2 separate regions of the Mus musculus genome follow, and region 2 is linked to region 1. A link is a loop called in an ENCODE intact Hi-C map of the cell type or tissue named here. Cell type or tissue: left cerebral cortex. All regions are shown on one strand. Links, peaks and the distances in the headings refer to the core of each region. The heading gives the core; the rest is flanking DNA.

Region 1 (11,643 bases), core at 1,950-9,949:
TTCGATTTTCTCAAGAACCAGCTCTTTGTTTCATTAATTATTTGTATTGTTCTCTTTTCTATTTTATTGATTCCAGCCCTGAGCTTGATTATTTCTACTCCTTTTGGGTGTGATTTGTTCTATTATTTTTGAAGATACTATGAACTTTCCTCTTAGAACTGCTTTCATTGTGTCCCACAAGTTTGAGTATGCTGTGTATTCATTTCCATTAAATTCTAGGAGGTCTTTAAGTTCTTTCTTTATTTCTTCATTGACCCATTTTTTTTTTCATAGAGAGTTGTTCAGTTTCCATGAGTTTGTAAGCTTTCTGTTGTTGATATCCAGCTTTAACCCACAGTGATCTGATAGGATGCTGGGAATTATTTCAAAATTCTTGTATCTGTTGAGACTTGCTTTGTATCAGAGTAGGTGGTCAGTTTTGGAGAAAGTTTCATGAGGTACAGAGAAAAATGTTTATCCGTTGGTGTTTGAGTGAAATATCTGTAAACATCTGTTAGACACATTTGATATACAATGTCTGTTAACTCCAGTATTTCTCTGGTTTTTGTCTAGATGACTTGTTTATTGGTGAGAGTAGGGTGTTGAAATCTTGTCCTATCTGTGTGTGAGGGTCAATATGTGATTTAAGCTATAGTAGTGTTTCTTTTACAGAGGTGGGTGCCCTTGTGTTTAGGGAATAGATGTTAAAAATTGAAATTGTCATCTTGGTGAATTTTGTTTTCTTTGATGAGTATGTAGTATCTTTCCCTATCCATTTTGATTAGTTTTGGTTTGAAGTGAGATATTAAAATGGCTATACCAACTTGTTTCTTAGGTCCATTTGTTTTGAATATCATTTTTGAATCCTTTATCTTGAGATAATGTTTATCTTTGAGATTGAAGTGTGTTTCTTGAATGCAGCAAAATCACGAGTCCTGTTTCTGCATCCATTATCTTTGTCTGTGTCTTTTTATTGGGGGAATTGAGACCATTACTATTAAGACATTTCAATGACCAATGTGTTGATTACTCTTATTTTTATGGTGTGTGTATGCAGTATATCATTTTCTGTAGGACTGGATTTGTAGATACATAGAGTTTAAATTTTGTTTTATCATGGAATATCTTATTTTCTCCATGTATGGTGACTGAGAGTTTGGCTGAGTATAATAGTATTCTGGTCTGGGACCTGTGGTCTCTTAGAGTCTATAGCACATTTGTTAGGCCTTTCTAGTTTTAAAATCTCCACTGAGAGGTCAGATGTAATTCTAATAAGTATGCCTTTGGTGTTACTTGGTCCTTTCCCCTTGTAACTGCTAATATTATTTCTTTCTTTCTGTATGTTAAGTGTTTTGATTATTATATATAAAGGTACTTTCTTTCCTGGTCCAATCCATATGCATCTTATACTTTTATAGACATCTCCTTCTTTTGGTTAGGAATATTTTCTTCTATGACTTTGAAAATATTTTCTGGGCCTTTGAGCTGGGTTTCTTATTTTTGCTCTATTCTTACTATTCTTAGATTTGGTCTTTTCATACTGTGCCAGGTCTCCTGGATGTTTTGTGTCAGGAAATTTTTAGATTTAACATTTTCTTTGACCAATGTACCCATTTTTTCTATTGTATATTCAACACCTGAGATTGTTCCATTTCTTGTATTCTATTGGTGATGCTTGCCTCTGTAGTCCCTGTTCAAATTCCCAATTTTTAAATTTCCAGCATTGATTCTATATCCACATTCAGGTCTTGCACAGTTTTATTCTGTTCCTTGCATTGTTTGTCTTTTCCTGGGTTTCTTCAAGGGTCTATATTATCTTTATACAAGTTATTGTTAGGTCTTTTCCTTGGGTTTCAGCTATGTTTGAATATTAGGTGCCTGCTGAGGTAGGAAAGCTGGGCTCCAGTAGAGACGTACTGTCTTGATTGTTATTAATTGCGTTTTTATGCTGACATTTAGGTATCTGGGATTGGGAGTCTGGGCAATAAAAATCTAGTTTTTTTCTCTGTTCGGTGAGTGTTTTGATCTTTGGACTTTGGGAAAGTGTGTTGACTATGTGTGGCTTGCTAAACATTTTCTGTGGATCTGTTTTCCTGGCCTGTTTCGCTGGTGTGTTCCCAAGGTATGCCTGCTTGTGTTGTGAGGTTGGCATAATTGGGTGACTTTGGGGAGAAGATATTTGTTATTTATTGAGGGTGATGTCAGAGAGGAAATGGAGACTGCAGCAGGTTTTCTGCTACAGTTGGAGATGAGACTGAGGGGATCTGGAGGAGCAGCAGGAGAGGTGTGGTTCTGCCTATTTGTTGCCCTGCTCTATTGCTCTTTTTAATAATTGCATATTCTTTGGTAATTTCACACTTGTGTGCAATGTATTTAGATAGTATTCATCTCATACTTCCTCTGCAATGCTTCCCATGACCCACGCCCTACTTTTTTGTTTTTTTGAACTTCATGACTTCTTCCTTCTACTGTATGGGTTTCGTGGACTGAACTCAGATTGCCACTCTGGGTGGCAAGCTCATTTACTTGCTGAGCCATCTCCCTGGGCCAGTTCCATGGTTCTATATTAGGACCACTTTATTAGTGATGAGGATGAACCAGAATTCAGTATTCTGGTTACAACTGCTACGTGATAAGCAAATTCCTTCTTATGTGTTGTTGAGTCAGACACTGTTCAAAGCAGAAGTTTGAGCTTGGGCTATAACTTGGTTGGTAGAGTGTTTACCCAGCATGTATGAACATGGGGCTCAGTCTCCAGAACTATATAAACCTGTCATGGTGGTGGTATAAGCCTGTAATCCTAGCACTTGGGAGGTAAAGGGAGAAGGATCAGGTATTCAAGAGTGATTTTGAGGCCAGCCTGGTCTGTATGAGATTCTGTCTCAAAGCTAACCAATCAAGCCATCGTCATCAAATATCACAAAAGAAAACATCGAGTAATGTTATCCATCTGTGCAAGGGCTCTGACATATATGAGAGATGACTGTTGTTGAGCTTGTTGCACATCAGAGTCCTCTGTTTTGTTTTGGATGACAAAGCACCTGGAAGACAAGTACCACACAGTGCTTTGCATTTTTAGAAAGCCTCAGAGTAAGAAGCTCAGTAGAGCTGTTTTGCTCACAGCCTGCCCTGCTCATCTAGTGACTGACAAGGTGCTTAGAGATGGAGGGCATTCTAATTTTATCTGTAGTCATTGTCTGTGCCACCTGGGACAAAACACCCTGATTTGTCAGTGACATAGGCTTCAGTTTTCCTGTCTGTGACATAGGCTGGTGGGAGTAATAGTTCTTAAATGGTCAATACTTTTTTTTTTTTTAACAATTTTTTATTAGATATTTTCTTCAGTTGCCTTTCAAATGCTATCCCGAAAGTCCACTATACCCTCCCTGCAACCTGCTCCCCAACCCACCCACTCCCTCTTCCTGGACCTGGCATTCCCCTGTACTGGGGCATATAATCTTTGCAAGACCAAGGGCCTTTCCTTCCAATGATGGCTGACTAGGCCATCTTTTGCTATATATGCAGCTAGAGACATGAGCTCAGGGGGTACTGGTTAGTTCATATTGTAGTTCCTCCTACAGGGTTACAGACCCCTTCAGCTCCTTGGGTACTTTCTCTAGCTCCTCCATTGGAGGCCCTGTGTTCCATCCAATAGATGACTGTGAGCATCCACTTCTGTATTTGCCAGGCACTGGCATAGCCTCACAAGAGACAGCTATATCAGGGACATGTCAGCAAAATCTTGTTGGCATATGTAATAGTGTCTGAATTTGGTGGCTGATTATGGGATGGATTTCCTGGGTGGGGCAGTCTCTGGATGGTCCTTCCTTCTCTCTCAGCTCCAAACTTTGTCTCTGTAACTCCTTCGATGGGTATTTTGTTCCCAATTCTAAGGAGGGACGAAGTATCCACACTTTGGTCTTTCTTCTTCTTGAGTTTCATGTGTTTTGCAAATTGTATGTTGGGTATTCTAAGTTTCTGGGCTACTATCCATGTATCAGTGAGTACATATCATGTGAGTTCTTTTGTGATTGAGTTATCTCACTCAGGATGATATCCTCCAGATCCACCCATTTGCCTAAGAATTTCATAAATTCATTGTTTTTAATAGCAGAGTAGTAATCCATTGTGTAAGTGAACCACATCTAGTGGGAAAAAGACAGCATTTTCAACAAATGGTGCTGGCACAACTGGCAGTTATCACGTAGACGAATTCTAATTGATCCATTCTTATCTCCTTGTACAAAGCTCAAGTCTAAGTGGATCAAGGAACTCCACATAAAACCAGAGACACTGAAACTTATAGAGGAGAAAGTGGGGAAAAGACTCGAAGATATGGGCACAGGGGAAAAATTTCTGAAGAGAACATCAATGGCTTGTGCTGTAAGATTGAGAATCGACAAATGGGACCTCATAAAAATGCAAAGCTTCTGTAAGGCAAAAGACATTGTCAATAAGACAAAAAGGCCACCAACAGATTGGGAAAGGATTTTTACCAATCCTAAATCCGATATAGGGCTAATATCCAATATATACAAAGAACTCAAGAAGATGGACTCCAGAAAATCAAATAACCCCATTTAAAAATGGGGCACAGATCTAAACAAATAATTCTCACCTGAGGAATACCGAATGGCTGAGAAGCACCTAAAAAAATGCTCAACATCCTTAATCATCAAAACAACTCTGAGATTCCATCTCACTCCAGTCAGAATGGCTAAGATCAAAAATTCAGGTAACAGCAGATGCTGGCAAGGATGTGGAGAAAGAGGAACACTCCTCCATTGTTGGTGGGATTGCAAGCTTGTACAACCACTCTGGAAATCAGTCTGGCAGTTCCTCAGAAAATTGGATGTAGTACTACCAGAGCATCCAGCAATACCTTTACTGGGCATATACCCAGAAGATGTTCCAACTGATAATAAGAACACAAGCTCCACTATGTTCATAGCAGCCTTATTTATAATATCCAGAAGCTGGAGAGAACCCAGATGTCCCTCAACAGAGGAATAGATATAGAAAATATGGCCAATTCTTTTTTTTTTTATTTTAAACTTGTGGTGATGTAATATTGAATTTGACCACAAGATGGGACTATTATCTAAGATTTGCTGAAAGTCAGTAGGCAAAAAAAAAAAATGTTCCTGCTTCAAATTCCTTGGTTAGAGTTCTTTTGTGTTGAAATATGTAGTTCAATCCCTAAAACCAATATAAGGTGGTAAAAAAGGAGATGCCATAGAATTGTTCTTTTACTTCCACAACACACATACACACACAGACACACAGACACACACACAGCCATACACACACACACACACAAACTTCTGGGATTAAGAGAAAAACTCTACAAGTTTGCACTCACACCAGCAGTTATATTCATGGAAGTGTTTCCTTTAACTGACAAGCACACAGGAAAAGGGGATAAGAAAATGTTATTCTGTTGCCAACATTTATCAGTGCTACTTTGCCACTTTGCCAGTGGCAGAGGAAGTAAAAATACTTAAATTTTCTTTACATTGTCTAGACATTATATAGAAGACAATCATTGCCATGTTATGAAACCCATTGCTCTTCAGAAAACTCAAAGGAAGAAAATATGGAACCTAGTAGACAAAGCTTGTGAAAGTAAGTTGTGAGTGTATTTGGGGCTGTAGATTTCTGTTGTGGAGATGGAGACCACCCACCATGCACATACAGGACATTCTCTTTGTGGGAGCTGATGAGGTGTTAGATGAACACATTAGTTCAACATGTGGTTTAAACCAGGCACAACAGAAACTCTCAGTCTAAAGGAAACATTTAATTTGCCATCACTGTGTGTGTGCGAATACACATGTGTATTTATATCACTATGTGTATCTGTATACAAATGTGTGCATGTGTTTTCTTCTTTAAAAGATTTTTGATTAAAAAAAAAAAGCCTTCCGGTCGGTTCCAGCTCCACTGGGTCATCTTGAGTGTGAACTCAGTGGACAGTCCCACAGTCCCCAGAGGACTTTCCATGCAATTGTAGGATCACTGGTGAGTGGAACACAACATCTGTTCCAAACCAATTGTGATGGGCCTGTGACAGCAGGAGCAAGGACACAGGAGCCCTGCCTGACCAGTGGCTCGGGTTCCTTTTGATTGGTGCTGGTATAGCTTGGTTTTGAATACACCAGACAACCTCATGGTCCCCAGAGAAGACACCACTTCCAGGCACTGTAACACACCCAGGATCTTAGGATTCCAGGATCCCAGGATAACAGGAGCTTGGTCACATCAGGATCTCAGGGTCTCAGAGGAAGCTTGACTGCCAAGAACTCTGACACACCCAGAAACTCAGGTTCACAGGTGCCCAGAATCACAGGATCACAGAGAAAGCTGGACTCTGAAGAGTCCTGAATCAACTGGGATTATAGGAAGGACAGGCTCCAATCAGATATATTGAGGGCAGCAAGGACTTGAGATAATCAGATGGCAGGAGGCAAGCATAAGAACAGAAGCGACAGAAGCCAAGGTTACTTGGCATCATCAGAACCAAACTCCCACCATACACCACCATAACACCAGAAAAGCAAGATATGGATCTAAAGTCACTTCTCATGATGATGATGGAGGACTTTAAGAAGGAAATAAATAGCTCCCTTAAAGAAATACAGGAAAACACAGGTAAACAGCTAGAAGTCCTTAAAGAGGAAACACAAAAACCCCCTAGAGAGTTACAGGAAAACACTACCAAACAGGTGAAAGAATTGAACAAAACCATTCAGGATCTAAAAATGGAAGTAGAAACAATAAAGAAAACACAAAGGGAGACAACTCTGGAGATAAAAACCCTAGGAAAGAAATCAGGAACCATAGATGCAAGCATCAGCAACAGAATAAAAGAGATGGAAGAGAGAATCTCAGGTGCAGAAGATTCCAAAGTAAACATAGACACAACAATCAAAAAATGCAAAATGCAAAAAGATCCTAAGTCAAAACATCCAGGAAATCCAGGAAACAATGAGAAGACCAAACCTAAGGATAATAGGTATAAATGAGAATGAAGATTTTCAACTTAAAGGGCCAGTAAATATCTTCAACAAAATTATAGAAGAAAACTTCCATAACCTAAAGAAAGAGATGCCCATGAACATACAAGAAGCCTACAGAACTCCAAATAGACTGGACCAGAAAAGAAATTCCTCTTCACACATAATAATCAGAACAACAAATGCACTAAATAAAGAGAGAATATTAAAAGCAGTAAGGGAGAAAGGTCAAGTAACATATAAAGGCAGGCCTATCAGAATTACACCAGACTTTTCACCAGAGACTATGAAAGGCAGAAGAGCCTGGAGAGATGTTATACAGACCCTAAGAGAACACAAATGCCAACCCAGGCTACTATACCCAGCACAACTCTAAATTACCATAGATGGAGAAACCAAAGTATTCCACGACAAAACCAAATTCACACAATATCTCCATGAATCCACCCTTTCAAAGGATTAATAAAGGGAAAACTCCAACACAAGGAGGGAAATGACACCATAGAAAAACCAAGAAAGTAATCCTTCAACAAACCTAAAAGAAGATAGCCAAAAGAGCAAAATCCTAACTCTAACAACAAAAATAGCAGGAGGTAACAATTTCTCTTAATATCAATGGACTCCATTCACCCAATAAAAAGATATAGACTAACAGACTGGCTACATAAGCAGGACCCAACATTTTGCTGCATACAGGAAACCCACCTCAGGGACAAAGACAGATACTACCTCAGAGTAAAAGGCTGGAAAACAATTTTCCAAGCAAATAGTCTGAAGAAACAAGCTGGAGTAACTATTCTAATATGGAATAAAATCAACTTCCAACCCAAAGTTATTAAAAAAGATAAGGAGGGGCACTTCATACTCATCAAAGGTAAAATCTTCCTAGATGAACTCTCAAATCTGAATATCTATGCTCCAAATGCAAGGGCAGCCACATTCATTAAGGAAACTTTAGTAAAGCTCAAAGCACATGGTATACTTCACACAATAATAGTGGGAGACTTCGACACCCCACTCTCATCAATGAACAGATAGTGGAAACAGAAACTAAACAGAGACACAGTGAAACTAACAGAAGTCATGAAACAAATGGAGTTAACAGATATCTACAGAACATTTTATCCTAAAACAAAAGGATATACCTTCTTCTCACCACCTCATGGTACCTCCTCCAAAATTGACAATATAATCGGTCACAAAACAGGCCTCAACAGATACAAAAATATTGAAATTATCACATGCACCTTATCAGATCACCACGGCCTAAGGCTGATCTTTAATAAAAACATTAATAATAGAAAGCCAAAACTCACATGGAAGCTGAACAACAATCTACTCAATGATAACTTGGTCAAGGAAGAAATAAAGAAAGAGATTAAAGACTTTTTAGAGTTTTAATGAAAATAAAGGAGGCGAGAGCCACAGAGCCTCTGAGGTGGCACCATTTTCGGCTCCAGACAACTGGCCACCTTCCTGGTCACAGCACAGGTGTCCGCCCGGCCCGAGAGGCTTCTGCCTCAGGTTCCGCGGAAGCCAGCTTGGTTCCGGGACTCCGCGGAGGGCAGTCTGCACAGGTGAGATTACCAGATGGCGAAAGGTAAATGTAAGAATCTTACTAACAGAAACCAGGACCACTCACCATCATCAGAACCCAGCACTCCCACTTCGCCCAGTCCAGGGCACTCCAACACACCTGAAAAGCTAGACCTGGATTTAAAAGCATATCTCATGATGATGGTAGAGGACATCAAGAAGGACTTAAATAACTCACTTAAAGAAATACAGGAGAACACTGCTAAACAAGTAAAAGACATTAAAGAGGAAACACAAAAATCCCTTAAAGAATTGCAGGAAAACACAACTAATCAGGTGATGGAATTGAATAAAACCATCCAAGACCTAAAAAGGGAAGTAGACACAATAAAGAAAACCCAAAGTGAGGCAACGCTGGAGATAGAAAACCTAGGAAAGAAATCTGGAACCATAGATGCGAGCATCAGCAACAGAATACAAGAGATGGAAGAGAGAATTTCAGGTGCAGAAGATTCCATAGAGAACATCGGCACAACAATCAAAGAAAATGGAAAATGCAAAAAGATCCTAACTCAAAACATCCAAGAAATCCAGGAAACAATGAGAAGACCAAACCTACGGATAATAGGAGTGGATGAGAATGAAGATTTTCAACTCAAAGGACCAGCAAACATCTTCAACAAGATTATTGAAGAAAACTTCCCAAATCTAAAGAAAGAGATGGCCATGAACATACAAGAAGCCTACAGAACTCCAAATAGACTGGACCAGAAAAGAAATTCCTCTTCACACATAATAATCAGAACAACAAATGCACTAAATAAAGATAGAATACTAAAAGCAGTAAGGGAAAAAGGTCAAGTAACATATAAAGGCAAACCTATCAGAATTACACCAGACTTTTCACCAGAGACTATGAAAGCCAGAAGAGCCTAAACAGATGTTAATACAGACCCTAAGAGAACACAAATTCCAGCCCAGGCTACTATACCCAGCCAAACTCTAAATTACCATAGATGGAGAAACCAAAGTATTCCACGACAAAACCAAATTCACACAATATCTCCATGAATCCAGCCCTTCAAAGGATAATAACAGAAAAAAACCAATACAAGGACGGAAACCACGCCCTAGAAAAAACAAGAAGGTAATCCCTCAACAAACCTAAAAGAAGACAGCAAGAACAGAATGCCAACTTTAACAACAAAAATAACAGGAAGCAACAATTACTTTTCCTTAATATCTCTTAATATCAATGGTCTCAACTCCCCAATAAAAAGACATAGACTAACAAACTGGCTACACAAACAAGACCCAACATTTTGCTGCTTACAGGAAACTCATCTCAGAGAAAAAGATAGACACTACCTTAGAATGAAAGGCTGGAAAACAATTTTCCAAGCAAATAGTCTGAAGAAACAAGCTGGAGTAGCCATTCTAATATCTAACAAAATCGACTTCCAACCCAAAATAATCAAAAAAGACAAGGAGGGGCACTTCATACTCATCAAAGGTAAAATCCTCCAAGAGGAACTCTCAATTCTGAATATATATGCTACAAATACAATGGCAGCCACATTCATTAAAGAAACTTTAGTAAAGCTCAAAGCACACATTGCACCTCACACAATAATAGTGGGAGACTTCAACACACCACTTTCACCAATGGACAGATCATGGAAACAGAAACTAAACAGGAACACAGTGAAACTAACAGAAGTGATGAAACAAATGGATCTGACAGATATCTACAGAGCATTTTATCCTAAAACAAAAGGATATACCTTCTTCTCAGCACCCCATGGTACGTTCTCCAAAATTGACCACATAATTGGTCACAAAACAAGCCTCAACATATACAAAAATATTGAAATTGTCCCATGCATCCTATCAGATCACCATGGACTAAGGCTGATCTTCAATAACAAAATAACTAATAGAAAGCCAACATTCATGTGGAAACTGAACAACACTCTTCTCAATGATAACTTGGTCAAGGAAGGAATAAAGAAAGAGATTAAGGACTTTTTGGAGTTTAATGAAAATGAAGCCACAACATACCCAAACTTATGGGACACAATGAAAGCATTCCTAAGAGGAAAACTCATAGCTCTGAGTGCCTCCAAAATGAAACTAGAGAGAGCACACATTAGCAGCTTGACAACACACCTAAAAGCTCTAGAACAAAGGGAAGCAAATTCACCCAAGAGGAGTAGAAGGCAGGAAATAATCAAACTCAGGGGTGAAATCAACCAAGTGGAAACAAGAAGAACTATTCAAAGAATCAACCAAACGAGGAGCTGGTTCTTTGAGAAAATCAACAAGATAGATAAACCATTAGCTAGACTCACCAGAGGGCACAGGGAAAGCATCCTAATTAACAAAATCAGAAATGAAAAGGGAAACATAACAACAGATCCTGAAGAAATCCAAAACACCATCAGATCCTTCTACAAAAGGCTATACTCAACAAAACTGGAAAACCTGGATGAAATGGACAAGTTTCTAGACAGATACCAGGTACCAAAGCTAAATCAAGATCAGGTTAATGATCTAAACAGTCCTATATCCCCTAAAGAAATAGAGGCAGTCATTATTAGTCTCCCAACCAAAAAAAAGCCCAGGACCAGATGGGTTTAGTGCAGAGTTCTATCAGACCTTCAAAGAAGACCTAATTCCAGTTCTTCACAAACTATTCCACAAAATAGAAACGGAAGGTACTCTACCCAACTCATTCTATGAAGCCACAATTACTCTGATACCTAAACCACAAAAAGACCCAACAAAGATAGAGAACTTCAGACCAATTTCCCTTATGAATATCGATTCAAAAATCCTCAATAAAGTTCTTGCTAACCGAATCCAAGAACACATCAAAACAATCATCCATCCTGACCAAGTAGGTTTCATCCTAGGAATGCAGGGATGGTTCAATATATGGAAATCCATCAACATAATCCAGTATATAAACAAACTCAAGACAAAAACTACATGATCATCTCGTTAGATGCTGAGGAAGCATTTGACAAAATCCAACACCCATTCATGATAAAAGTCTTGGAAAGATCAGGAATTCAAGGCCCATACCTAAATATGATAAAAGCAATCTACA
Region 2 (11,643 bases), core at 2,492-10,491, 590 kb after region 1:
AGCCACTGACCCCACTCTACCGGAGGGTGTGGAGGTGGACAAGGGGCAGCCTGCCTGCAACTGGGGGCCCCCTAGGGCAACACCCTTGGCCCAGGGGTTATGGGAGAAAGGGCTGAGGGAGAGAAGTTCCCACGCAGGCGAGAGTCCTTAGTCCAGGCCTTGACTGGAGCACAAGAAAGCCTTCCATCAGGAGATTAGAAATGGTTCATTAGAAGAAAGCCTATCTCATTGAACAGAGACAGTTTATGGTTTTAGAGCTTTATTGTAGAAAGGCAGGGGGAAAGAGAGAAGAGAGGAGAGAGAGAGAGAGAGAGAGAGAGAGAGAGAGAGAGAGAGGCCATGGCCAAGAGGAGAGAAAGGGGAAAAAGAGAGAGAAGAAAGGCTAGAGTAAGAGTTTAGAGAGAGAGAGTGGGGAGAGAAGTAAGAGAGTGACAGGAGAGAGGAGAGGAGAGGAGAGGAGAGGAGAGGAGGGGAGGGGAGGGGAGGGGAGGGGAGGGGAGGGGAGGGGAGGGGAGGGGAGGGGAGAGGTTAGAGGAGGGACAGAGTAAGAGAGTATGGTGTGGCCAATCAGCCCCACTTATGGTGGGCTGTTATCTTTACTGTTGCTAGGTAACTGGGGAGGAGTGTAGCTTGAAGGTCAGAAGCTTCGGACATTGTCTAAGTGACAACTAGTGGTGCTTTTCCAGTAGGGGCTGTGGGGGCAGTAACTTCGACAAGAGCCAGAGTTCCAGGAGACATGAGGGAACGCCTACCATGCCATGAAGGTGAATTATCACCATTCTGGTGTTCAGACCTCAGCTTGACTGGAGACCAGACTGTCTGTGTGGGGCCCAATGCCCCACATTATCCTTAAAGATGGATGACTGAGTTTTTCACAGCTGGGTGCTTTACTTACTCAGGTCTAGGACAGGAAGGTATTGGGAGGGATGCAGGTGATTTGGATCCATGGAAATGAAGAAAGTAAAATCCAGGGAGGGAGTCCTATGTGGAGGAGGTCATTTTTTTTCCAATTCACAGACAGATCAAGTTTCTATTTACTGCACATCTTATGTAACCATTCAGGCTAAGCTAGGTGGGTATGGATTACACTGTATTAGCCATCTCCTATTGAGGCGGACATTTCCCCCCAGAACAAAAAATAGAAAAATACATAATTGTATTTACTGCATTTTCCCCTTCTACATTTGCACTAATGGTCACAGAAGCCAACCTGAGGCTCCATACACGCAAGTATAAATGAAAATTAATAGGTTAGTAGATCAAGACATGAAAATGAACAGCAGCTACAGTATAAAAATTAGGACCAGAGCTCTAATCCTCAGCACCCTGGTAAAAAGATATATTTCCTGTGACTTAGAACTGAGAAGGGGACATGGGGACAGGATGATTGTTTGGGCTTGTGGCTACTAGGCTACCTGAAGGTTCATTGAGAGACTGATAAACAAGCTGGTTTCTATCTGGGGCTGGAAAGTTATCTTACAGTAAAAGACAAACTAGGTTCATTTCTGTTATGATTAAATCTGTTTCTCAAGGACCTCTCCTCATCCTCTCTTCTCGTCCTCTCCTCTCCTCTCCTCTCCTCTCCTCTCCTCTCCTCTCCTCTCCTCTCCTCTCCTCTCTCCTCTCCTCTCCTCTCCTCTCCCTCCCTTACTCTCTCTCCTCACTCTCTATCTCTAAACCTCTTACTCTAGCCTTTCTTCTCTCTCTCTGGGCTGTGCTCCACTTGTAACCTTAACTACAAATGGTTCTGCACTGTCTGTTCCAAAGCATGCTCTGTCTCAAACAGTTGATAAGTCCACCTTGCAACCATGTCTTTGTTTTGGGAGATTCTTATGACCAACTTGTTATGCTTATTTTTGGCATGCTTATATTTGCCTCCCATTTGTAAATTTCCAACTCCTGCATTGTAAAATCCCACATCTTTCCCATGGATAATGTTGATCTCTTGAACCCAACCTTTAGGGTTAACCCATCTACAAAACAAAACAAAACAAAACAAACAAACAAAAACAAAAACAAAGTTTGCCTTTATGAATTTGGCCATCATTTAGGTTGACAGTCTCTCTTCTTGTAGCTATGAGATTAACAAGACCTTGTCTCCAGCGAACTGTATGGGTCAATTGTTAGAGGACGCCATTGGCATCCTCCTCGAGCTTCTTCATATGAACACAGGCATATATATGTGGACATACATCACACTCATATCATACACGCACACACTGAAACAAACTGACACACACATTCCAGAGAGAAAGAGATATAGAAAGGAGGAAGGGGAGAGAGATACAGAGACATGGAGATAGAGAGACAGAGAGACAGAGAAGACAGGGAGAAACCCAAATTAGATGTAAACGCATCTTACTACTAATAATAATTTCCTACTGTGAATAAATATATAACTTCCTTAATTTTAATTATATTTCAGGGATTCTTCCAAATCCCCAAAAGGACCAACACACTTTCACTGATGACTATCACCCACTTGGATGTAGTATACAATTACGATGCAGATGTGGAAATCCTGAGTTCCTCATCCCTCTGCCTGAAGATTCTCAAGAAAATCTTCCTCGTTAGCAAGTGCTCCCGAAGTCCTCTCCACCCACACTCTGTTCTAGCTTACACAATGATAGGCAGTAAAAATAGATCACAAAGACAGAAGCTAAGTCTCCAACAGAAACACCCCTGATATGTGGAACTACAGATGACAGTTGTACCACACTTGGCAAAAAGTAGCTTTAAACCTTAGTTTGACTGTGTTTCCTACAGTGTTTATTTCCTTCCTCTCTTCTGTATCCACTTCCACTTCTCATCCCTTCCTCACTGGGCAGCACAGTTATCACCTCTCACCTGTGCTGGTAATAACACTGTGTACAGTACCTGCTCCCGTCATCACCTGTGCTGGTAATAACACTGTGTACAGTACCTGCTCCCGTCATCACCTGTGCTGGTAATAACACTGTGTACAGTACCTGCTCCCGTCATCACCTGTGCTGGTAATAACACTGTGTACAGTACCTGCTCCCGTCATCACCTGTGCTGGTAATAACACTGTGTACAGTACCTGCTCCCGTCATCACCTGTGCTGGTAATAACACTGTGTACAGTACCTGCTCCCGTCATCACCTGTGCTGGTAATAACACTGTGTACAGTACCTGCTCCCGTCAGATACTGCCATGTCCTTTGCATCCGCCGGTAAAAGAAACCACCTGACTTAGAAACAGCTTTTTTTCTCAACCTCCTACATTTTAAGGAAACGTGCAAGCATCTTACACAGGAGGACTTTGGAGCCTTGACACCTCCAGCCTCCCTCTGCTTCACAGAGACTCCCACACCTGCTGCATTCATGCATACAGCATGATTGACTTCACAGAGACTCCCACACCTGCTGCATTCATGCATACAGCATGATTGACTTCACAGAGACTCCCACACCTGCTGCATTCATGCATACAGCATGATTGACTTCACAGAGACTCCCACACCTGCTCATTCATGCATACAGCATGATTGACTTCACAGAGACTCCCACACCTGCTGCATTCATGCATACAGCATGATTGACTTCACAGAGACTCCCACACCTGCTCATTCATGCATACAGCATGATTGACTTCACAGAGACTCCCACACCTGCTGCATTCATGCATACAGCATGATTGACTTCACAGAGACTCCCACACCTGCTCATTCATGCATACAGCATGATTGACTTCACAGAGACTCCCACACCTGCTGCATTCATGCATACAGCATGATTGACTTCACAGAGACTCCCACACCTGCTGCATTCATGCATACAGCATGATTGACTTCACAGAGACTCCCACACCTGCTCATTCATGCACACAGCGTGATTGACTTCACAGAGACTCCCACACCTGGTCATTCATGCATACAGCGTGATTGACTTGCTTCCTGCTTGTACAGCTATCACCTCAGAGTCAATTTCTTAGTGTGGAGTTTGGAATGTGCCCTTTGATCACCTCTAGCAGGTGATTCCAAGTTAAGGCCGGTCTATGTAGTAGACAAGAATTCAAAAGTGCTCGGACTTTATTCTCTTCACTACAGACACAAAGGTGGTGTCACTCAACCAAGATTTCATTCATGAAAGTATTGTTGATTGGTGGTATGTCTCTGCATGGCCACCTGAATGGCCAAATAATAAAACAAAGATGTAAGCAAACAAAACATAACCTCACATGTTCACAAAGCTAGAGGAGAATCAACTACATCCCCAAAGCACCAATTCCCATAAGGAAACTGACCAAATCCTCTAGGCTAGATGGTTCCAGCTCTGCCAGGAGCTTTGCCTGCGGAAGTGGAGAAGCCTTACCTTACTGACTACAAAGAGATCCTCTCTCTTCACCACGCCCTCCTTGATCTTCTCACTGATTCCCATTCCCACCTCGCTCTCATTGTGGTATAAGTAAGCACAATCGAAGTGCCGGTAGCCCAGGTTGATAGCCAACTTAACTGCATCAGTCACTTCTCCTGGGGAGGCCTGGAATATAACCAAACACAAGGAAAGTTTCTTCTGTCAGGGGAACCCAATCCCCTTTCTCCCCCGTCATGTGGGAAAGTATAGCCAAGCAATACATAAATACTCAAATCAGTAAAGCAGTATGAACATCAGCCAGACCAAAAGGTAGAGAATGGAACGTCATAGTCAGAATATGATTAATATTCTGTTCTGCTATCTTTACTCATTCTGGAAACAGGGTGCTTTTCAGCTCTTGCTGTGTTGTGCTTCCCGATTACAGAAGGGCTAAGAACAGCTGGGGCAGGAAGCGGTCTGATATTTAGCACCCAGGGATGCATGAATCAACTGTAAACATAAAACAAGTATCACACACATGGACTCACTCAATATCTGTAGGGTACACACAGGAAAAGCTTAGTGAGACACAGACATTTCCATCAAATATGAAAAGTGTAGCTCAAGGTAGCTTTGAATTTGATCTCTTCCTTGCTTTGTCCTAAATGACTTGGTTATTGGATCAAGGGGATATACATATCTAGCATAGCGACATTATTTAAGATCATCAGTCAGTGTCACATTTGCTATGGTTTTCCATTGCCTTCACATATTTTGAAAGTCATATTCCTGTGTCTTCAGGAGATAGAATTAAATGCTTCAATTGTGTTGGGAGGGTGATTCCCCCCCCCCCACACACACAGTTTTATTTATTTATTATTTTATTGACATTTCTTTCATCTCACATCTCAGCATTCACTATGTGGTACCAAAGAACACTCAAATCACCAAATTGCCAAAATAATAATAATAATAATAATAATCCCATCCTTTTTACAAAAAATTCTGGAGAAACATTTATTTGAAAACCTTCCTATAAACAGAATTTTTAAATTTACTTTTTTATCAAAAACAAAACAAAACAAAACCCCCAAACCATAAAAAGAAACAAATTTTGATCATGCCTCCCCCTCCCCCACAACTTGTCCCAGAGTCAGACAGGCCTATTCAACTATTCAACTTCACGTTCATTATGCCCTACATTCAAAATCAACTGAGCAAGCAGTGTAACTACTCGCAAATATCTCTAATGTCGCTAGTGGACTCCAGAAGTAGACATTACACTTACATCGGTGCAATTATTTAATTATTTTTATTTGGTTTGTTTTAGCATGCAAAGTAGCACGCTTCCTTGTGGCCATTTGACACACACTCGGTTTTGCTGTGCCAAGATGAGTGCCACTAGGCATAAATGATTTTTCGGAGGCTGGGGGTCCGTGATTAGCTCACACAAGGCTAGGTTAACAGCACACTGCTTTATTTAAAGTTAGTCTAACAGCTTTGAATCCTCGCAGGGAGCAGGGTGTTTTAGGATCACAGGAGAGAGAGTCCAACTTCTCCTCTAATCCGTCTGGGGGAAAACCTTAATCAGAGCCCGGGTCTGGAAGGAATCACCCTAGGCAAAAGAAATCCCGTGCCCCTGGCTGTTTTTGAGCATGTACTCATCAGGCTCCGGGACCCTTAGCCCCACCCACACCGGAGTGTGTCCTCACCTTCCAGGTGCCCAAGCCCACTGTAGGGATGTTTTCCATGGTTCCCCTTTGCTCAAAGGCTCAGCCTCTTCCTGCACTTTAGCGGCCAGAGAGCGTTCCAGGGACCTCAGGAAATGCCGTGATAGGCTGGAGTTCTGGCAGTTTAATTGGCTGATGGAGAGGTCGCTTGGTGCTCTGATTGGCTGAGAGCATAGTCCATCTTTCAGGGGACCTAAGCAATTGGGTTTGGTTGTGCTTTATCTCTGTCCTAAATCCTCTATGATCCTAAGAATTCCGTCTCCGAGCAACCTGCCTAAAGCCCAGATCCAGTGCTCTGTCCTTCTTGCAAACAGGCTGTGGTTCAGGATATTTCCTGGACATCAGATGTTTTAGATTGATGATCGTTTCTAGTATCCTGGAAAAAACAGGTTTGACTATATCAGCTGTCTTGAACCTTGCAATGATGATGAGTGCTACTTTGAGGTGATTGCCATTTTAGTAATAGAGGAAATATAATCTGAATATCATTTTTAAGGTGTGTCTTATGGAATTAAAAAAATCAAGATTAAAAATTAAACATCTCTGGAAGATTATTCACTGTAATAAGAACTAATAATAAGGGAGGTCATTTAAAGAGAGCAAATAGTATATAGGCAGATTTTGAGGGAGGAAAAGGAAGAGAGAAATGTAATTATAATTGCAAACAAAACAAAACAAAACAAAAACAAAAACCCAAGGGTCTTCCCACAAGATAATCCCTCAAAGGAATGCCTACAAGACTGTCTCCCAGGTGATTTTTAGGTCTTATTCAGTTGGCAATAATCCTAAAATCACAAGCTGAAACATCTAGAAGGAACCAGAAAACCAGCCCATAAACGCAAAGGTAAATAGCTATTTCGAAAATATTAGCATTACTAAGATGATTAGAAAAATTGAAGATTTGCGTGTTACAGTGCTTAGAATTTTGTATCCTTCACTATGTTTGTTAATAACTTATTAAAAACTTAGCAGAATTCAACAATTTTACAATTTCAACCCAAAGTTTTGTTTTGTTATTTTAATTTCTCTGTTGCCATATTACACATCTGTTCATTTGTTTGAGTTTTTCAAGTGCTCATGGCAGATGCACTGTGGATGTGGAAAACTCTACATCTTCTCCAGTTCTCTTTTTTTATTTATATTTTGTAAAAATGGCAAAGTTAAGCCATTAACGGTCAGACAACTATTTGTAGCTTTCGATCTTTATGCAGATTAACATGGAAGTATCCATTTGCAAGAGGATGTGTTTTCAGATGTTCAATATTATTAGTACTCTCTCTCTCTGATAAGCTTTTATTACTCATAGCGACACTTACACTTTCAGTTCATAAATCTATAGAAATATTGTCCTATCTTTAAATGATTTCTATCATTTCATAAAAGGGTAGTTTGATCTAGGGATGCCTTCTTTTTTAATGGTCATTTCAGATTTCTTAGGTAGTAATTTAGCAGAAACCAATGTTACAGATGTAAATACTTGAAAAACATACAAGCATGCTTTACAAGAAATTATTGAAACCTCAAAATTTGATGAGGTAGTTTATTTTAACACACAGAAAACTTTTGCCAGGTTCTCATGGCAGGCAGAGACAAATATATACACTAACATATACATAATGAACATATACACATGCATATGTATATGTGAATGCAAATACATCTGCTCAATTATCCATTCAATAAACAGCATATTCTGGTCAGTACAAGCAACTTAACAAGGGTAAACCGGAAATATTTGGATGCCATTAGGTTAATTTTGCATATGTATTTAATAAATGTCATTTTAGAAAACACATTTTATTCTTATATATAGGTAATTGTGAGAAAAATCAACAAATTTAAAGGGCAAGCTGGTAACTACACAGGAGACACTTCACCTAAACTTTGGAACTATTTTGCAATAATTCTTCATAATTAAGAAATACAATTGAAGACACACTAATAAGTTGTATGAAAAAACAAAATCATAAGACACATGAACTTTATAAGTTGATTCTTCCTGCCCTCTGGTGGTTGTTTCTCAAAATACAGATGTGTATGTAGGAATATATGTAGGGTGTGTATAAAACATATATAAATGATATATAATATATAAATGTATATCTAGAAATACATATATTTAGACATGTATTTATGAACACATATATGTCTATACATATGTGTATATGTGTGTTTAATTGAAATGCCATACTACCTCACACAGAGTATAACATTTCTCCCAGTTGCTAAATAAAAAGCTCAGTGACAGGTGTACCATACCTTACCTTAAGCTGTTGTTTTGGAGGTTGCAGAGACCTCTAAAATATTGCAGGTCATTGACGGTGATCTTGGATGTGGACCAGAAGAATTTGATGATATAATTCTAGTATTAAAGACATCATATATTCTGTTCATAGGAAACAGAGAAATAAAGTTGGTATTGACTAGGGAACTTCTCTGCTATCCAGATTGCATGCTGTGTGGGCTGCTGTAGGAGAAAAGTCATCAATAGGTTTTCTATCAGAAAACATTGGAGGCAAAATGATATGCTGCATGGCAAGATATGCTTGTAGACATGCATAAATGTTTTGGGCAGGTAATCAGTTCATTCTGACTAGATATGAGGACCATTCCACAGAGAAAAATGCATGCCTAGCACAATAATCATGGACAAGAATTCATGGTTGCAGAATGAACAAGCCCGGGATTAATCTACTAATATCAGCTTTCTAAATAACATTAGACTATTGTCTGAATGGTTAATCTATATAACTTTGAATGGTGCACCTCTTAGATTTTATCAGAGAGATGTCTTTGTTCTGTAGAGGGAAATCAATACAGAAACATACAATCGGTCAATGCATAGAGAACACCTCATGTTTGTGAGGTGTTCATCCACAGATGAGACAGCTATATCACAAACCTCCTCACAAGATTCAGAGGTCCCTTTAGGAGAGGTGGGTCAAAGAGTGGTAAGTTGGAGAGAACTGAAGCCAAACAATGGTTTTTTTGCACATGATATTAGCATGAGTTTGCAGCAGCAGTGGTTGCCTGCAAAAAACCTAAGCAAGAGCAAGACAATAAAAGACTCAGTGTGTAAAGCATGAGAGTCTTGAGTGCCCCACCCCTAGCTGATGAGCTATTGATAAGCAGATGACTGCTTCTAGAGGAAGGGTAGTTGGTTCTCGTTAAGTTTATAATTTCTGGTAAGTCAACCATACTCAAGTGGATGCCCCCACAGCTGTGAGTCTGTGGACATATGGACAGAGCACATTGGATTGGTGAGAGACGGGAGTAGGGGTCAGGTGGGAGTTTGGCAGGTGTGGGGAGTGGATCCAGAAGAAGTTACAGAGTGAAATTCTGGGTGAAACAATCAAAATACTTTGTATAGATGTGTGAAATTCTCAAGAAATTAATACAAATAAAATAACAACTGCATACACAGAAATCTATTATTAGAGAAAAAATGACTCCATCACAATGGACAACATTGACTGTATATAACTGAAGCAGGATACACATTATTTCATTATCTCATTAGCACATTCACTAAAGGGATAATATTCTGGACCAAATATATACATAAATGGGCTTTAGTGTATAAAATACCATATCATTTGGACTTTGAGTTACAAGTTGTTTCTCCACCTCTGAGAGGACAGAAACCAGAAGGGACAAACCTACAGCAAATGGTGGCAATTATAAGAAAGTAGGCTAAATGTTGTGAGAGAATGAGTAGGAGACGGGGAGGTGTTATGAGATATGGAAAAAGAATAGCCAACAGGGTATAATGTGTTGTAATAGTGTGGGCTGTAGGAGGCACCCACTTCTGATATCTGCATTAGACAGTTGAATGGATGAAGATTCAATCTGTCAACAATAAAAGGGTAAGACAAATGCTAGGAAAGGATTGAGGGTATTTGAGACCTGTGGCATTGTACTTAGTTTAGTTTTTGTATTGATTTTCCAAAAGAGCATTGTTTAGATCAAAGATGAAACACTTTCTAGAAAAAGAAAGAACTTAGCATCAAAATTTTCTATGTGATAAGTGTCCCAAGTTATGAGTAAAGAGTTGAAAAGACAAAACAGCTTGATAGGCATACATAAAACTTCTGTTTCTTAGTCTCATAGTTAGCCCCCTCTCCAACCCACATACACAGAGAGAGGGGAGATAAGGAATTGGAGAAGAGGGGAGGGATGGAGCAAGAGGGATGGGAGCAGGAGAGGGAAAGAGAAAATGGGAGAAAGAAAAGCAAGGAGAAAAGGAAGAAAAGACTTTGAGTTGACCAAGACTTAAAGTTAGCACACAACTTAAACATGGAAAATCCATGACACCTATATTAGTTAATTTCCTGTTTCTGAATAAACACCTCAAGAAATGTAATTTAAGAAAGAATAAGTGTATATTGGATTAAGATTCCAGAGTGAAGTGTTCATCAATGGAGGGTAAAGCCTGGCAGCAGGCTGCATGAGCAAGAAGGTGGCTGATGAAATTTATTCACACATAGAAAGAAGAGAGTGGGAGTGAAGGAGGAGGAGGAGGAGGAGGAGAGAAGGAGGAGGAGGAGGAGGAGGAGGAGGAGGAGGAGGAGAAGAAGAAGAAGAAGAAGAAGAAGAAGAAGAAGAAGAAGAAGAAGAAGAAGAAGAAGAAGAAGAAGAAGAAGAAGAAGAAGAAGAAAGAGAGAGAAAGAGAGAGAGAGAGAGAGAGAGAGAGAGAGAGAGAGAGAGAGAGAAACAGAGACAGAGACAGAGACAGAGACAGAGACAGAGAGAGCAATCAACTAGGGAGACTCAGATATTGGGACTAATTGTGAAGGGTGTGGCTAAAGGTGTTGACATAATGTCCTCTATAGATAATCTCAAGTTTATCTGAAATATCTAAAGCTTAGGGTGAGAGGAATATGTCTCATGACATCAAGATACTTGCCTAGAGAAAGGGAAAGTAGGTCAAATCAAGTTCACTGCTATGTCCAAAGTATGTATTACCTATATGTCAAAATTACAAAGGCACTTTGTAAAGAAGTAGCCATTGAAAAACAAAAAACCTTTTTCTCTTCCGGTCCCAGGCACTTCGGGAGCCGCGGGTTACTGTGCAGACATGGCCAAGTCCAAGAACCACACCACACACAACCAGTCCCGCAAATGGCACAGAAATGGCATCAAGAAACCCCGGTCGCAAAGATACGAATCTCTTAAGGGGGTTGACCCCAAGTACCTGAGGAACATGCACTTTGCCAAGACGCACAACAAGAAAGGCCTGAAGAAGATGCAGGCCAACAATGCAAAGGCAGTGAGTGCGCGCGCAGAGGCCATCAAGGCCCTGGTGAAGCCTCAGGCCATCAAGCCCAAGATGCCAAAAGGCCCCAAACTCAAGCGGCTGGCTTTCATCGCTCACCCTAAGCTTGGGAAGCGGATTCAAAGCTACATGGCCAAGGGTCAGAGGCTCTGCCAACCGAATCCTAAGGTTCAAATCAAGGCAGGGGCCAAAGCTCCAGCTAAGGCCCAGGCTTCAGCTCCAGCCCAGGCTCCCAAAGGTGCTCAGGCCCCCAAAGGTACACAGGCCCCTGTGAAGGCCCCATAGAAAAGGCTCCTGCCTGTGTGAAGACAGACAGACTGCT

Evidence for each region. Hi-C counts contacts between places; a loop is a spot of excess contacts. Peaks named below come from ENCODE experiments on the same cell type or tissue, not always from the same donor. Only the 100,000 strongest peaks of a DNase experiment are listed, where the experiment ranks them.
Region 2: a loop joins it to region 1, with 4 times the contacts of the local background. A loop is called at or near these places in 9 of 42 quality-filtered maps.

What each region holds. Positions count from the first base shown.
Region 1 is chr13:4,008,920-4,020,562 of GRCm38, forward strand. No RefSeq gene overlaps it. Among named protein-coding and RNA genes, the nearest start is that of Akr1c14, 45 kb to the right of the region's middle. In left cerebral cortex, for the core only: a CTCF peak has its summit at 5,067 (motif pointing right); no DNase peak of the experiment used is centred there.
Region 2 is chr13:4,603,057-4,614,699 of GRCm38, forward strand. Akr1e1 (aldo-keto reductase family 1, member E1) reads right to left here and starts at 6,108. Exons shown (of 10, transcript NM_018859.2): 1 at 6,029-6,108; 2 at 4,335-4,502. The coding sequence starts at 6,067. It also overlaps the pseudogene Rpl29-ps2. In left cerebral cortex, for the core only: CTCF peaks have their summits at 5,645, 5,853 and 8,071 (motif pointing left); DNase peaks (open chromatin) are centred at 2,633, 3,258, 6,169 and 8,055; H3K4me3 peaks cover 1,453 bases; H3K27ac peaks cover 824 bases.